2 separate regions of the Mus musculus genome follow, and region 1 is linked to region 2. The links are chromatin loops, found by intact Hi-C in ENCODE. Cell type or tissue: heart. All regions are shown on one strand. Each heading gives the region's core, and the rest is flanking DNA. Links, peaks and the distances in the headings are about the cores only.

Region 1 (5,383 bases), core at 229-5,228, 82 kb after region 2:
GAGCAATGACAGTGATGCCTGGGGAAAGAGGCTGATTATCCACAGAATGGGTCATCCTATCCACTTGATTATTGACCTCCTCCTGAGCTGAACTCACCTTTTTGTGATCATTTACATTGGACACAAATATCTTCACATCCTATTGCCATTAGGTGTGCACACTTCTTCCCCAAATATTTTTCTCACCAATTTTCCAATCATGACCTTACCAAATCCCTGACTATACAGCCAATCCTTTGGTTATAGCCCCTGAATCAGTAAATAATTGTACATTTGCCCATTTCTTCTTCCAAACAAACTGTAATACTATGTGTACTGCTGGAATTTCTGCCCACTGTAAATAATTTCCTTCACCTGTGTCTTTCAGGGTTGTCCCGGAAAGCAGTTGTAATGCTGCAGCTGTGCACTTCTGGATGGTGACTGCATAGCGTGCAGAGACATTAGAGAATCAGGTCCTAGTCTTGTCTTCTTCAGTCAGCTGATCATAGGGAACAGCCCATAAGGCTATAGGTACATGCTTGGTAGCTGATGGCACTGTAACAGGAGTAGAAACCATAGGCATTTGAGCAACTACTTCTTGTAACATACTTGTGCCTTCAGGACTTGTTTGGCCCAATCACATATATGTCACTTCCATTTGATAATAGACTGCTGCTGTGCATGTCCTGCTTTATGACTTGGAGGGTCTGATAGCACCCAGATCATGATGGTCTTTTTCAGGAATACAAGAATGTAAAATACTCTGAAGAACTTCTAACTGAGAAGTAAATTTAAATTGAGAAGAACCTGAGTGGGTGAGGAAATACTGCCAAGTGCTCTTCTTCACACCTTCAGAACCTCATCTCCTTTATTAATATGGCCAATTTTATCAGCTGAATATATATATATCTATATGCATATATAGATATATATAGTGTTAAAGATTTGATTATTTATTTCATATGTAAATACACTGTTGCTCTCTTCAGCCGAGGACTTGTGATCCCATTATTGATGGTGGTGAGCTACAATATGATTGCTAGGAATTGAACTCATGAGTTCTGGAAAAGGATTCAGTGCTATTAACTCCTGAGCCAAATCTCCTGCCACTTGTTGTGTTCATTTTAAGTGGATTCTTACTCTATTTCCCATGGCAATTCTTCTGCCTTGGTTTGTGAAGGACTTGGATTCCCCATTCCATCAATTTTGCACTCACATTATTTTTGTTTTATTTTTTGTTTTTTGTTTTTTTGAGACAGGGTTTCTCTGTATAGCCCTGGCTGTCCTGGAATTCACTTTGTAGACCAGGCTGGCCTTGAACTCAGAAATATGCCTGCCTCTGCCTCCTGAGAGCTGGGATTAAATGCGTGTGCCAACACGCCTGGCTACATTATTTTTTTTTTTAGAGGGAGGATGGACCTTGAAGCTGTAGCACTGAGATATATCCTAACTCCACTTCTTTCCTCCTTTCTTTCTTTCTTTCTTTCTTTCTTTCTTTCTTTCTTTCTTTCTTTCTTTCTTTCTTTCTCTCTCTCTCTCTCTCTCTCTCTCTCTCTCTCTCTCTCTCTCTCTCTCTCTCTCTCTCCTTTCCTTCCTTCCTTCCTTCCTTCCTTCCTTCCTTCCTTCCTTCTTTCTTTCTTCCTTCCTTTCTCTCTGTCTCACTCTCTCTCTCCCTTTCTTTCTTTCCTTTTTGTAAGACTCAGTTCCTTGGTTTATATTTGGCTTTGGATTCTATAAACTCCTCCAGCCTTGCATGGAGAAGTGAGAACTTACATATATGGGCTACTAAGCCTGGCTGGCTAACATTCCATAATCCAATGTTAAACCAATCTTTCATACGTGGAGGATTATTAACTCTCAACCAAATCTTGATTCTTCATGATCATTTCTATAACTGGTTAGAGAAAGATAGGGATGAACTGTTACAAAGAGCTTAATGGCGACATTGTGCCCTCAGTAGGACAGTTGGTAAGGATATGCGATTTCATTTGTCTGTTCTTCCATCTATATACAAAGCACACATGTGAATATGTGTGTTCTACATATAGCCTTTGCTTGGCAGATGCATTTCACACTAAATACATTATTTTAACATCTTCTTGTGAAGCTTCAAGATAAATTCTTGGGCTACAGGCTTTCTAGACTTGCATATTTGCACAAGGACACACCCCATTTCTGTTCCCAAATTATTATGCAATGTTACCATCACCCAGAAGCATTTTTGGCCATAAAGCATGGCTGAAACAAATTCCTCAAAACCTGGTAGAAAAGGTTGTAGTACTTTTATTTATTCCTAAATGGCAAAGAGCAAATAAATGTTACCAAGGGCCTGCATTTGTTCATTCATACAAACACTTTTGCACTAACCATTTCAGTCTGGCAGGCATATCCTTAGCTCCCTGTGGAACCCAAGTAAGATGCAACTTGATGTTCCTTGCTCTGGGTCCTCTGGAGGTGAGCTGTGCAGTGCAGGCTTTGTTGTCTAAGCAGTGCATGTCTGTGTCTGTGTGGGGTCCACACAGATTTGGTTCTTGACTGGAAGATTCTCTGCTGGGCCCTCGGGAGGTGAGAATTTTGCAGTGTCAGACCAGAGTTTTTAAGCTAAATTCAGTCAATTACAATTAAGGGGTTCCACATATTGTTTCATGCACTTCTTTTATCACTTGCATGCACACACCCACTCTCTATGGCCTGGTTTCATAGTTATGCAGGGCTTCAGGATGGTCCATTGCATTGCCACAGCTGACTAGGGCATTGGGCATGAAGTTTTCTTTATCACTCACACCCATTAATTCTACCACCTGGTATCTGCAACCAGGTGAAGCAAACCTGGGGCAGACCCTGAGCTGGCAATTTCCACAGCTTCTGGAAAAATGCCCTATGAGGCTAAGTGCTCTTTACACCTTCATTTGAAAGGGTCACATCTTGAAAGAAGATTTGTACTCAGCTTCTGGGCTGGTCCCATCTGAAACATTCTGTAGCTTCTAAGAAATCTAAGACTGCATCCCTTTGTTTGCCTGCAGGGACAATAATGTGAAGTTGAAGCTGTTCTTTGGGGGCAGAAAAACATAGACAACAGTTTTCCTCATGCCCCATTTGTTTGCATTGTGCACACTTCCTGTTTGAATAAATGTAGTTAGCATCCCAGCAACTTTGTATGTGTCCAAGGCATAAGTCCCCCTCTACAAACAATGCACCTGCAGCCTCAGAATGTCCATGAAGCCAAGCTTATACAGGGCTACACATACTTCCATCTCTCACAAAGAGTTTACATCTCTCTGTCCCCAGTAATTATTAATTATAGGCAATTTCTGTTCAAGTGTCTGAGTAAGCATATCTAGGCATGAATCACTTTAGGGCCAATTCAGTCTGAACGGGCATGGGTACTTGAAGTCGAATTATTTTCATTATTTTGGAAATCTATGTGAGCCCATAGGTTCAGTTCATTCAATAAAAGTTCACAAACCTGGACATATCTGGCCCAGACCCGAACTACCTATAATCCTTGCATAGCCACTCAGCTTTCAGTCCTGAATCATCCAGGACAGTCTTCCTCCCTGTTAAGGGACCTATCCAGAACACCCATGATTTCACTGTCTTGGGCCATTCACAGTGCTTCAGGAAGAGCATTCTGGCTCAAATAATTCACTTTTAAGAAAAGGAGCCAGGCATGGTGGTGCACATTTTGAATCTCAGCATTCCAGAGGCTGTAGAGGAGAGATATAAATGCAAAGCCTGTGAAGGACAGCCCCAGAGCATCAGGGCCAGAGCATCATGACCAGCCTGGATGTGAAGTAGATAAACTAAGTTGAGGAAGGTGATTGAGATCAATTCTAAAGACAACAGCCTAATCTCTTCAGCCTGCTGTGAGACACCCCCACTGAAGTGGAAACGTAAGGTTCTTTGGAAGGTCAGATGTGTGGGACATTGTTTTGCTGGTGCAAACACAAGAAGGAATGATTCACTAAAGCAGGCACACGTAAAAGGCTAAGGAAAATTGGTGAAGGAATATTTAGCTAAAGCAGGCAGAGGTGAAAAGTGCTTCTGCTAAAGTAAGTAGGGGGAAAAATACACAATGAAATTTTCTTTGCTAATGCCATCCTTATGTTGCTCTGCCTTACATTGCCTACTTAAGCATCGTTTATTTGGAGTCCACAGAGAGTTTAATTTTTTTTCTTTTTTCTTTTGTAATTTATCAGTCAGACTTATTTATTCTATTAGATCTATTCTTTATTTACATTTCAAATTTGATCTCCCTTCCTAATTTCCCCTTTGAAACCTCCCCATATCCCATCCCCACTCCCCCTGCTCACTAACCCACCCGCTCTTCTTCCCTGTCCTGGCATTCCCTTACACATTTGCCCTTCAGAAGTCCAAGGGACTCTCCTCTCATTGATGTGCCACAATACCATTCTCTCCTATACATGTGGCTGGAGCCATGTGTCCCTCCATGTGTACTCTCTGGTTGGTGGTTTAGACCCTGGGAGCTCTGTGGGTACTGGTTGGTTTATATTATTGTTCATATTGTTCCTCCTATCAGCTACAAACCCCTTGCGAACCTTGGGTCCTTTCTCTAGTTCCTCCATTGGGAATCCTGTTCTCAGTCCAATGGATGTCTGTGAGCATTCACCTCTGTATTTGTCAGGCACTGTCAGAGTCTCTTAGGAGACAGCTATATCAGGCTTCTTTCTGCAAGCACTTGTTGGCATCCACAACAGTGTCTGGGTTTGGTAACTGTATAAGGGATGGATCCCTGGGTGGGATAGTCACTGACCAGCCTTTCCTCCAATTTCTGCTCCAAACATTGTCTCTGTATCTCTTTCCATGGGTATTTTGATCCTCCCTCTAACAAGGACTGAAGTATCCACACTGTAGTCTTCCTTCCTCTTGAGCTTCATGTGATCTGTGAATTGTATCTTGGGTTTTCAGACTTCTGGTATAATATCCACTTATCAGTGAGGGCATAACATGTGTATTCTTTTGTGATTGGGCTACCTCACTCAGGATATTTTTTTCTTTAGGCAGTTTCTCTCTAGTTTGATAATGTATTGTTCTTCCAGACAAGATTTCTCTGTGTGCTTGGCTGTCTTGAAACTTGCAGGATGGAGCATGATGTTGAAAGACCCCCGAAGGGAGACCCTCTCTCAAGCCTCGGGACAGCCGCGGACCCAAGAAGACACCGAGACCGAACTCAAAATGTTGAAGGCAAGATTTAATAAAGCAACAGCAAGAAAGCACATAGACCAGAGCTCTGGGGTCGAAACTCATGCACCTAGTATGGTGTAGAGGAGAATCGACCTCGAGCCAAATTTTTCACAGGCTTATATAGGAAAAACTCAAGGGGGGAAAGCGGGGCAGGGAAAGTACAAGTTTGCATAACTAAGGGGTTCTGCCAAGGGACAAG
Region 2 (5,383 bases), core at 103-5,102:
TATTGTTTCATGCACTTCTTTTATCCCTTGCATGCACACACTCACTCTCTATGGCCTGGTTTCATAGTTATGCAGGGCTTCAGGAGGGTCCACCACTGACTAGGGTCTTGGGTATGAAATTTTCTTTATCACTCACACCCATTAATTCTACCACCTGGTATCTGCAACCAGGTGAAGCATAGCTGTGGCAGACCCCGAGCTGGCAATTTCCACAACTTCTGGAAAAATGCCCTATGAGGCTAAGTACTCTTTACACCTTCATTTGAAAGGGTCACATCTTGAAAGATGATTTGTACTCAGCTTCTGGGCTGGCCCCATCTGAAACACTCTGTAGGTCCTAAGAAATCTAAGACTGAATCTCTTTGTCTGCCTGTAGGGACAAAATTGAGAGGTTGAAGCTGTTGTTTGAGGACAGAAAACAACAGTTTTCCTCATGCCCCATTTGTTTGCATTGTGCACACTTCCTGTTTGAATAAATGTAGTTAGCATCCCAGCAACTTTGTATGTATCCAAGGCATAAGCCCCCTCTACAAACAATGCACCTGCAGCCTCAGAATGTCCATGAAGCCAAGCTTGTACAGGGCTAAGCATACTTCCATCAGTAACAAAGAGTTTACATCTCTCTGTCCCCCGTAATTATTAATTACAGGCAATTTCTGTTCAAGTGTCTGAGTAAGCATATCTAGGCATGAATCACTTTAGGGCCAATTAAGTCTGAAAGGGCATGGGTACTTGAAGTTGAATTATTTTCATTATTTTGGAAATCTATGTGAGCCCATAGGTTCAGTTCATTCAATAAAAGTTCACAAACCTGGATATATCTGGCCCAGACCTGTACTACCTATAAACCTTGTATAGGCACTCAGCCTTTCATTCCTGAATCATCCAGGACAGTGTTCCTCCCTGTTAACGGACCTATCCAGAACACCCATGATTTCACTGTCTTGGGCCATTCACAGTGCTTCAGGAAGAGCATCTTGGCTCAAATATTTGCTTTTAAGAAAAGGAGCCAGGCATGATGGTGAACATTTTGAATCTCAGCATTCCAGAGGCTGTAGAGGAGAGGGACAAATGCCAAGCCTGTGAAGGAGAGCCCCAGAGCATCAGGGCCAGAGCATCATGACCAGCCTGGATGTGAAGTAGATAAACTAGGATGAGGAAGGAGATTGAGATCAATTCTAAAGACAACAGCCTCATATCTTCAGCCTGCTGTGAGACACCCGACTGAAGTGGAAACGTAAGGTTCTTTGGAAGGTCAGATGAGTAGGATATTGTTTTGCTGGTGCAAACACAAGAAGGAATGTTTCACTAAAGCAGGCACACGTAAAAGGCTAAGGAAGACTGGTGAAGGAATATTTAGCTGAAGCAGAAAGAAGTGAAAAGTGCTTCTGCTAAAGGAAGCAGGGGGAAAAATGCATAATGAAGGTTTCTTTGGTAATGCCATCCTTATGTTGCTCTTCCTTACATTGCCTACTTGAGCACCGTTTATTTGGAGTCCACAGATACTTTAATTTTTTCTTTTTTTGTAATTTATCAGTCAGACTTATTTATTTCTATTAGATCTATTCTTTATTTACATTTCAAATTTGATCTCCCTTCCTAATTTCCCCTTTGAAACCTCCCCTTATCCTATCCCCACTCCCCCTGCTCACTAACCCACCCACTCTTCTTCCCTGTCCTGGCATTCCCTTACACATTTGCCCTTCAGAAGTCCAAGGGACTCTCCTCTCATTGATGTTCCACAATACCATTCTCTCCTATACATGTGGCTGGAGCCATGTGTCCCTCCATGTGTACTCTCTGGTTGGTGGTTTAGACCCTGGGAGCTCTGTGGGTACTGGTTGGTTTATATTATTGTTCATATTGTTCCTCCTATCAGCTACAAACCCCTTGTGAACCTTGGGTCCTTTCTCTAGTTCCTCCATTGGGAATCCTGTTCTCAGTCCAATGGATGTCTGTGAGCATTCACCTCTGTATTTGTCAGGCACTGTCAGAGTCTCTCAGGAGACAGCTATATCAGGCTTCTTTCTGCAAGCACTTGTTGGCATCCAGAACAGTGTCTGGGTTTGGAAACTGTATAAGGGATGGATCCCTAAGTGGGATAGTCACTGACCAGCCTTTCCTCCAGTTTCTGTTTGAAACATTGTCTCTGTATCTCTTTCCATGGGTATTTTGATCCTCCCTCTAATAAGGACTGAAGTATCCACACTGTAGTCTTCCTTCCTCTTGAGCTTCATGTGATCTGTGAATTGTATCTTGGGTTTTCAGAACTTCTGGTATAACATCCACTTATCAGTGAGGGCATAACATGTGTATTCTTTTGTTATTGGGTTACCTCACTCATGATATATTTTTTTTCTTTAGGCAGTTTCTCTCTAGTTTGATAATATATTGTTCTTCCAGACAAGATTTCTCTATGTGCTTGGCTGTCCTGAAACTTGCAGGATGGAGCATGATGCCTTTGAATGCAATGATCTGCCTGCCTCTTCCAAATTCTGAGATTAAAGGTATGGATCACTCCTGCCTGGCTGTGCCACCACTACTTGGCCTCAATGGTTTTAATGCCAAAATTCTCCCCTCTAGGATATGAAACCTCTCCAAAGCCCCCTCCTTCTCAGAGAAGATATGCAATCCAACCCTAGCTTGGGAGAATATATCTGGTTGGGAAAGGAACACCAGGAAGCTTTAAGTTTCAGCTCAGGATTCCTTGATGAATAGCCTGTGCGCAAATCAACAGGACCTTTGTAGTAAAAATTATTTGGGATTTTTTACACCATTTTTCATCATTCAAATCCTGAAATACGTGACATAGAACTTTTATATTTCTTTTTTTTTTTTTTTTTGGTTTTTTTGAGACAGGGTTTCTCTGTGTAGCCCTGGCTGTCCTGGACCTCACTTTGTAGACCAGGCTGGCCTCGAACTCAGAAATCCGCCTGCCTCTGCCTCCCGAGTGCTGGGATTAAAGGCGTACGCCACCATGCCCGGCTAAAACTTTTATATTTCTAAGAAGCCTTAATAGCACTGGAGCTGGGCAGATATCAAATCTCTATGCTATTGTGACTATATCCCTGTAAGTATTCCAAAGAGATAACATGGCCTGTCTGCTCTACTTGTACTTTAACAGGCCAACCCTCATGTCCTCATGATTCACTTACCCCATGGTGTCTTCATTTCTCCATTTCTCCTCATTTTCTCTCCTCAGAACCCAAGCCTGGGAGCGAAAGTCCCACACATCTTTGTTCTTTCCCGCTATTTGCTGTGGGGATCTTTATTCAGCCTATAGTTTTGTATTAAGGAGAAAGGTTATATAGCATCATTTGTCTTACATGAGGATTTCCTCAATCTGATGGGCAACCAGAGCTTTATGCATCACAATACACAGCAACAGAACAAACCTCAATACAGGACCTCAGAGAAATAAAGAAATTCCAACTTCCTAGCCTTTCCTAGGTCTCCATTCATCTGGATGATCCTTGGCTAGAACAACTAAGGGAGTTTATGAAATGGCATCATTAGTCATTAAGGACAATGTTGGTGGTCACCTGTGTCTGTATATTAGGAGTAGGTTGTATATCTGCAAAGTTTCAGTAGCCATTGCCAAGGTATAAAGGCACTGGGAAACCTAAGAAACAGATAGAAATAATTTTGTTTGTTTGTTGTTTTGTTTTCTAGACAGAGTTTTAACCTAGGCTATTTCGAACTGAGTAGATCAAGATAGACAAAGAAATAAATAGTCACAGTGAAAATCTGGCCTCTGCTTTCCTGTTGCTGGATATAAAGGGACATTCAGGATTGTCAGGTCTAAATTCAACTACAGATTAGCATTAAATGCAGTTGAGTTTCTTCTACCTGTGAAGTGGAGACTTACCTGTTCCTTGGAAAGCAGTTTGGATGGTGTTTTGCTGGGGCCACACATGAATGATTGTTTAGTTGAAATGAACAGGTATAAAAGACTCTGTAGTGGCTATTCCTGGTTGTCAACTTGACTATTTGGAATGAACTACAATCCAAAATTAGAAAGCTCACCAGTGACCCTAACCTGGAGGCTGGGAGGTAGAAGTTTCTGATCTGGATCTTGGTATGGAGATCTTGAAGCATAGTGGCTATGGATTCCAGAAGATAAGGACGGTGATATCTCCAAATTCAAGGCCATCTGGGATTAAAGGTGTGGTGGCACATACCTTTAATCTAGGCTACAGCTTCTGCTGGAGTCCATATAAGGACATTGGAAGGAGGGAGACTCTCAGTCTTTTGCCTGCTTGCCCTGTGGGACTGAGCGACTGTTAGATCCTTGGACTTCCATTCACAGCTACTACTGGGACATCGTTGTGAATTGGACTGCAGACTGTAAGTCATCAATAAGTTCCTTTACTATATAGAGACTAGCTATAAGTTCTGTGACTCTAGAGAACCCTGACTAATACAGACTCCTAAAGGAATTTTGCATGAAACAGTCACAGGAGACAGGATATTCTGCTAAAGCAAGCATGAGAAAACACAAGTAATGAAACATTTTGTGCTAATGACTTGCATGTTTTGGCATGCTTTACATTGCATAGTTGGGCTGCATATGTCCAGATTCCGTAGAGAGAAATGCATGGAAACAATTCTTGTCCTGTATAGCAGTTTCTTGCCACTCCTGAGGATTTGGGCTCTTTGGCAGTGATGTTAATTTAGACAGGGGAATATGGTGAAGCAAGACCTATGAAGGACACATGATGTTTGGAAAGAGTTTAAAAAGGATTCCCCAGACAGTGATGGAGGCTGAGCTTGGCTTGTTTATAGTTCTGTCTCTGCAATGCCTGTGAGTCTCAAGTATTTGCTAATTATTCCTGCCCTGATGAGGCACAACAATGAAATTCTCCATGAATTCTGCTTGGTCCCTCTTGCTGATTCCAGCCTAGGCCAAGGTCTGGCTCTTTCTGCTAGGTAGTTCCACCACTGCTGTTTGGTGTTTGCTAACCAGACTGTAAAGGACTGGACTGTTGGTGTATCCATGAAGTGTTTGTGAGTGGATGTACCTGCTGCTTCTGACCATTCAACACAGATTGGATTTGTTCTAAAAAACCTTTCTAAACTAGCCCACTTCCCCTTTTATCCTTTCTTTCCCATTACCTCTTGGGGTGGTGGGCTATATTGGAGGTCAGAGGTTTTTTGTTTGTTTGTTTGTTTGTTTGTTTGTTTCAGGAGAACAAGACTTTATTCATGTTTTGAGGCTAAGTGAGATGTCAGTGGTTAAGGGCACTGGTTGTAATCGCATAGCACCTTGTTTCACCCACATGGCAGCTCATGCCCAGTTCCAGGGAATTTTCATCTTAATTCAGAAAGCATGGATACATACTACACATGCATGAAAGAATGTCTATTACAGTAGTATATAGGT

Evidence for each region. Peaks named below come from ENCODE experiments on the same cell type or tissue, not always from the same donor. Only the 100,000 strongest peaks of a DNase experiment are listed, where the experiment ranks them.
Region 1: it touches region 2 in a loop (8-fold over the local background); 5 of 42 quality-filtered maps call a loop at or near these places.

What each region holds. Positions count from the first base shown.
Region 1 is chr4:144,136,521-144,141,903 of GRCm38, forward strand. No RefSeq gene overlaps it. Among named protein-coding and RNA genes, the nearest start is that of Oog3, 23 kb to the right of the region's middle. In heart, for the core only: no CTCF peak of the experiment used is centred there; no DNase peak of the experiment used is centred there.
Region 2 is chr4:144,054,881-144,060,263 of GRCm38, forward strand. It overlaps Pramel4 (PRAME like 4), which reads left to right and starts at 4,245. Exons shown (of 4, transcript NM_001001319.4): 1 at 4,245-4,347. In heart, for the core only: no CTCF peak of the experiment used is centred there; no DNase peak of the experiment used is centred there.